Linked DNA regions of Homo sapiens: region 1 is linked to region 2. The links are chromatin contacts, found by Hi-C or POLR2A ChIA-PET in ENCODE. All regions are on one chromosome and are shown on one strand. The core of a region is the stretch at or near the end of the contact, and the rest is flanking DNA. Distances in the headings are between cores, read along the strand shown.

Region 1 (2,928 bases), core at 388-2,887, 140 kb after region 2:
TGAAAATAGTATTTTATAAGAATTTCTTATTGGTTCAAACTCAGCTGTTAGTTTATACCTACAAGTTAAAATCCAAAAAAAAACTTTGTTAAGGATGTGAGCTGAAAGCTGCAGACTTCACATTGCCTTTTTAATACACTTTCCACCTTGCCCGTCAGACTTCAGGTAAAATTCTCCTTTATCCAGTCAGCCCATGGCTACACTCGTGCTTTTAGAAAATTTGTTCTGCTCATGTCAGAAACCATTAGGCATTTACCGGAATCTAACTAAGATTGAAAACTAACGCAGTGAGTGATTAGAAAAAGTAGGGTAGTGATTGATTAATGGGGAAAGAACTGGATTATTTTGATCCCACTTAGCGGCTGAGAGAGATGGAACTAGTCTTCCAAACCACCCAGAAACCCCTCCAGTTGGGGTGAGGAGCTTCAGTCTGAGAAACTGTCCAGCATTCCTCCGAAGAGGATGCGGATTGTTTTCTTCCTTGTAACCCCAAGTGCTCTCTCATGCCCACTGGCCCGGCTGCAGTCGTTCATTTCAAGTGAATATTGCAGACGGTTGACTTTACAGTATTCGGGGTCATTAATCATCATTTATATTTACACGTATCTTTTTAAAAACCACGCACAAAACACTAACATATTAATCTCATCTTCTTGCTCCTGTGAAGTAGAATGTTATTCCTACTTTCATAGAAGAGACAATTAATTTGACAGAGGTCCACACAGGGAATATGACATCCAACGAGAGCTAGAGCCCCTGTCGGTCTTATATACTCACCTTTATATTACTAAGTCGTTTGTGACGGGGGCAAGACAAGCAGGCTGGGAAGAACACAGCTTGGGAGAGCAAGTTGGGTAAGAGGGATCTAAATAAAGTCTCTGCTTTTCTAACAGAAGGTGGTTTCAAGTTTTTCTATTGGCTAGATAAACCCTTCATCACTTAACCAAGCATGCAAGAAGAAAAAGCTCACTTTAAGTAAAAATTGTCAGAATTGGTTTGTTTGCGGAGCCATCATGAAAAAATATTTCTCAGTTCACAGTTTCCAAAAACTTTCGAGTTGTGTGGGGGTGGCGGAGCGCTATCCTTCTTCCACCCATCTCCCATCCCTGGAATGGTGTCTGCTAGGGCTATTGGCCGTCATCCACCAACCCCTCTAGCCGGCCGGCAGCCCCCGCTAGTCCGCCGGCTGCAGAGCGAGCCGGGGACTTTCGAGCGGGCAGGAAGCCCAGCGTTCCGGGTTCCAGGAGCGTTTCTGGGAGTCCGCGCGGCCCCTGCAGGTGGAGGCGCGCGGGGCGCGTGCACAGGCGCGGCGGGCACGGAGTGCGGCTGCAGCGCATCGTTTGTTCCCTAGCCGGCTTTCTCTCTCCACCTTCTGCACTCGTTATTGCCCCCTCTCTGCACTTACTTCCGGGCCAGGGTGCCCTTACCCGATGTGCTTCTTCCTCAGCCCCAGAGTGTCCCGCTTACTGTACAGCTCGCACATGGTGGCGGGGTGCAGGGCGCTGCGAAGGTGCAAGGTGCAAGGTCTGCGCGCCTCCTACGCGAGCCTGGGACTGCCTTGGCGGCCCCGGCCGGCCTTCCTCCCGTTATCCCTCCTGGCGTTCTCTTGCCCGGGGCGTCGGAGGTCACCGGTGGCGTCAACTAGCTAGGATCATCTCCCTTTTAAGTCTGGCTCTGGCGTTGCCCTTTGCCAAGCCCCTCCTCCTCCCCCGCCGGGGCCGCGGGCAGGTCGCCGGGCTAGCAGCTCATTCGCCACCACCCTGTCCTGCCAGGCCGGCTCGGCCCTACCCGCCCCTATCATTCCTCTGAATTCGCCTTTCATTCTCCTAACTTTGCCTCGTCTTTGCTTTTCCTCCTCCTCTGCCTGCGAATTCCCTCCTTCCCACGTTCTTTCTGGTTTCTTTTTAGTGTAGTCCTTTATTTTCTGGTAAAAATTCAGGAGTTAGGCGCTTCCCGGATCAAGACTCACTGCGCAGTCTGATAAGGTAACCTACCATTTACTCAGCACAAGGACGCGTCCTAACGAGAAATAACCCGGACTCAGCCTGTTATCTCCATTGGCAGTGATGATATATGCAGTGTTTCAAACATCTCCTTTAACAATGATTACACTTCTAATTCCTCTAACTATACAACTTACAAAACACATTCACATGACTTATCTTGTTCAGTCTTCAAAACAACCCTGAGAGATGACCACGAGTGTTACCCCATTTAATGAACGGGGAAAGTGAGGTTATTCCCTGTTCTAATGATTATATATCCACTTGATGCTGAAAACGGGACTCATTCTTAGATTTCTTGACTTCCTTCAAGATGGTCTTCTCACACAGATCATATCTGAAGCTAAATATGTGCACAGGTAGAAACTTTTTTTTTTTTTTTTTTTTTTTTTTTTTTTTTGAGGATGGAGTCTGGCTCTGTCACCCAGGCTGGAGTGCAGTGGCGCAATCTCGGCTCACTGCAAGCTCCGCCTCCCGGGTTCACGCCATTCTCCTGCCTCAGCCTCCCGAGTAGCTGGGACTACAGGCGCCCGTCACTACGCCCGGCTAATTTTTGTATTTTTAGTAGAGATGGGGTTTCACCATGTTAGCCAGGATAGTCTCGATCTCCTGACCTCGTGATCCCCCCGCCTCGGCCTCCCAATAGAATCTTAATTAACTGAATCATTAAATCATACATTATTTTAACTAGAAGTCATCTGGTTTAACTTCTCTGCTCTGTAGATAAGAACAGTGAGGCACAGGAAAGGTGAAGGTTTATTCAAGTTCACACAAACACTTAGTCATTGGGTTAAGGATAGGTCATTTTATTCTCTCTGTGTTTTGAAAGGGCAGCAGGGAAAGCCTAATTTGCATGTATCAACACATTTGATAAGTATTTGCAACTGATCTTTCTCTTGAAAAAAGTTATTAATATATATTCATG
Region 2 (3,002 bases), core at 488-2,987:
CTAGGATTAACAGGCATGGGCCACTGTACCTGGCTGTCTTTGAAGTTTTTAATAAGATTGCCATATCTCTCTCAAGACTGATCAAGAAAAAATGCAAATACAAATTTAAAGAGAGGGAAAAATAGTATTATGGAACTGGGTTAAGTACCTTAAGGGAAAACTACAACAATGAGACCACTATTCTTATCTACTTGGGTGGGGGAAGGCACGGACAGAGACGTAAACAACAGCATAGTGTGCCAAGGGCTCCCATCTCCTGTTCTCTTCTGCTCTGCAAAGTCTCTCTTAAAATATAGAGAACATATTGCAAGTAAATACATTCATTAGTGCATTTATTCAAAAACCACATTTGTCTCTCTATGCAAGCTTCCATCTCAATGCCTGGCACAGAGACGAAAAGGATTTCAGAGGACAAAAATCAAAGGACTGGAAAGGAGGGAAGTAGCTGATGACAAGGTCGGGGGAGAAGCAGCTATTTGAGAGTGAGCAGAGGGAAGGATATAACCAGAGCCTTCCATCTGGTGTTGTGACAAAGATGGCAGTGATGTGAGGCTTGATAGAATCAATAGGCCTCACAGTTCAAGACAGACTACATGCCCTCAGTCACTTGCCTGCTTTCTTGGTTTGCTAGATGGATTAGAAATACTAGAAGGAAAGTTGAGTGGGTACTGGGATATCCTATCCAAATCCTCTCTTCTGGGGCAATGCAGCTGCCTCACAGCAACCACGTTGTGGATCACCTGACCCCGCCTTTCTCAGCTTCCTGGAGGTGCATTCTAAGAGCGCTCCCCATAAGCCAACACTCAAGTCTCTTCGAGGTGTGTTTCCAGGGAGCCTGATCTAAGATTAAAAACTTAAAGGCCCCTTTTAGAATTGTCTTTTACAGCCCAGGCAAAGAGTTCTTTACTTTTTTAGAGGTCATGAATCCCTTTGACAAGGTGATGAAAGCCAGGGACCCTCTTCTCAGAAAAATACACACGTGCGCTTAATGTAAAATTTTACATACTGTTTTAAAGGTTAAACTTTACCACCCATGAAAAGCCTCAAGTAGTTCTTTGTACATAATCATAAGATTAGCAACCATTTACTGAGCACTTCCTCTCTATAAGACCCTGTGCTAAGTGCTTTAACTTCATAATGCCTTTGATCATGACATAACATGGCACGGTAGTTCCTAATATCTTCCTTTTAGAGATTTAAGGGCTTGCTCAAAGTAACATAGCTAATAATTAGCAGACACTGGATTAAAATCCCAATTTGTTTGTAAAGCTTGTGCTCTGAATAAATGACAAGGAAAGAGAAGGGAAGGTTGAAGAAGGGAAGGTTCTTGAAGGTCCCTGGTCCTTGAAGGTCCCTTAACCATAAATGTCAAGAGTTGGGATTTAAACCCAGGTCTAACGCCAGAGCTGGCGCCCTTTAGATTAAAAGTGCAGTGTCCATGACAACGAAAGAAGTTGATTTTGTCCCACCTTTGCTCTTTGCGGCTTTTCATTTGCGTTTGTTTCCACAGCGATTTCCAATAGATTTCTGCGTGGCCTTGACACAGACAGCTAGTGTGAATCCCCGCCCACAGAGGGGCGGCACGTTGGTTGCCGTACAACGTGGTGGTTCCCTGCATCTCTGCCCACGTCGGAGAGGTGCGTCGGCTTCCGTACAACACGGATACTCTCTCTCTGACGCAACTTCCTGTCCTGCGCAATTCTATTTGACCTTTGAACTGGCAAAGGCTTTTTTCTTCCTCTTCCGGGGACGTTGTCTGCAGGTATGGATGTTGTTCTCTTTTCCCTGTCTTTATTTCCTTACCAATCGGCTGCCATCCGAGGAGCTGAGGAAGCCTAGAGCTCTCAGAAGCAGTCCTTTGAGCTGGTGTAGGGGTAAGGGGCACAACAGGGAGGTTGGTGGTGAGGAAGTTCCTTACTTTGATCTTTGGAAATCCCTTGTTCCTGGTGGCACCTCCAAAGCCGTGAGTAGCCACAGCTCACCACCCGGGACTTTGCTGCATTCCAAGTGTAGCGTTTGGAGACTAACGAGTTGTGGTTTGGCGGTTTGAGTCTGGAAAATCGCCAAACGTTTTCATATTTTACACCCACGTTTTCACAGCACGCCTGTACGTGTCCTTAGTCTTTGGGAGGGCAGGGTCCGGCGAGTTCGGGTGGTTTCGCTATTTGGCTTCTGCGTCCAAGGCCCATGTCAAGGAAGAGAAAAATGTGTTAGAAGTTTCTGTCTTGCTTTTGGAGATGCAAACAGAATAATGGCTTCATAAATCACTCGCACTGGTTTTACGTGTCAAGTTTTGGTGTCTGGTAATTCTGTTTTAGTTTAATTTTAGTGAGAGGCTTGTGACAACAAATGAGGTGGTTACAAGGGGTGGAATGGGAAGATTAAATTAGTTCAAGTATTGATTATGTTTTACGTTGGGTAGTTCCCTTAACGAAGTTGCTCGTATGCATATCTGTATAACCGATTTGCTAAATAACATCACGATGTTTCCAGAAGTGGGAAGAAAGCAGGTGCCATAACCCAAAGAAACTTGTGTAATATCAAAATTAGTATTAAAGGGTATGCCTTTACGCAGGTGGTGCTTTAGGGCAAGACATTGAACCCTGATATGTGCCAGGCATTGTGTTGGGACGGATAGCCCACGTCGTTTAATCCTAATGACAGCTGTATAAAGTAGACAGAATTCCCATGTTAGAGATAAGGAGGCTAGCTCCTTGCCCTTTATATTCCCAGTAAATGGCATAGCTAAGGATTCGACTTCAGAGCTCACTTTTTGTGCTCTTTGTTTAAAGCGGTGTTTCTCCAACTGGGCTCGTGGCACTTTTCTGGACACCACTCCAAACAAAATTAGACTCTGAGTAAGGAGCCTGGTCATCAGAACGTTAAGGAAGTGCCACGTTTGATTACCATCAGGAAAGCTAACATTCTTGGCCTCTTGTTTATCAGTCACCTTTAAATACAAGTAGTTTTAAAATGTGGAATAATACATCTTAATTTAAGGG

Evidence for each region. Hi-C counts contacts between places; a loop is a spot of excess contacts on that map. ChIA-PET counts read pairs that join two places held with the same protein, here RNA polymerase II (POLR2A). Pooled maps may share reads with other maps.
Region 1: a pooled map shows a loop between it and region 2 (2.8-fold over the local background). The contact joins the promoter of ETNPPL here to the promoter of RPL34 in region 2. A Hi-C loop is called at or near these places in 2 of 50 pooled maps. POLR2A ChIA-PET finds 5 or more read pairs at or near these places in 2 of 52 experiments (H1 and HepG2).

Annotation. Positions count from the first base shown.
Region 1 is chr4:108,761,416-108,764,343 of GRCh38, forward strand. It overlaps ETNPPL (ethanolamine-phosphate phospho-lyase), which reads right to left and starts at 1,638. Exons shown (of 13, transcript NM_031279.4): 1 at 1,428-1,638. The coding sequence starts at 1,483.
Region 2 is chr4:108,618,839-108,621,840 of GRCh38, forward strand. It overlaps RPL34 (ribosomal protein L34), which reads left to right and starts at 1,738. Exons shown (of 5, transcript NM_001319236.2): 1 at 1,738-1,762. It overlaps RPL34-DT (RPL34 divergent transcript), which reads right to left and starts at 1,619. Exons shown (of 4, transcript NR_026968.1): 1 at 1,470-1,619. RefSeq lists enhancers at 1,276-2,475, 1,701-1,750.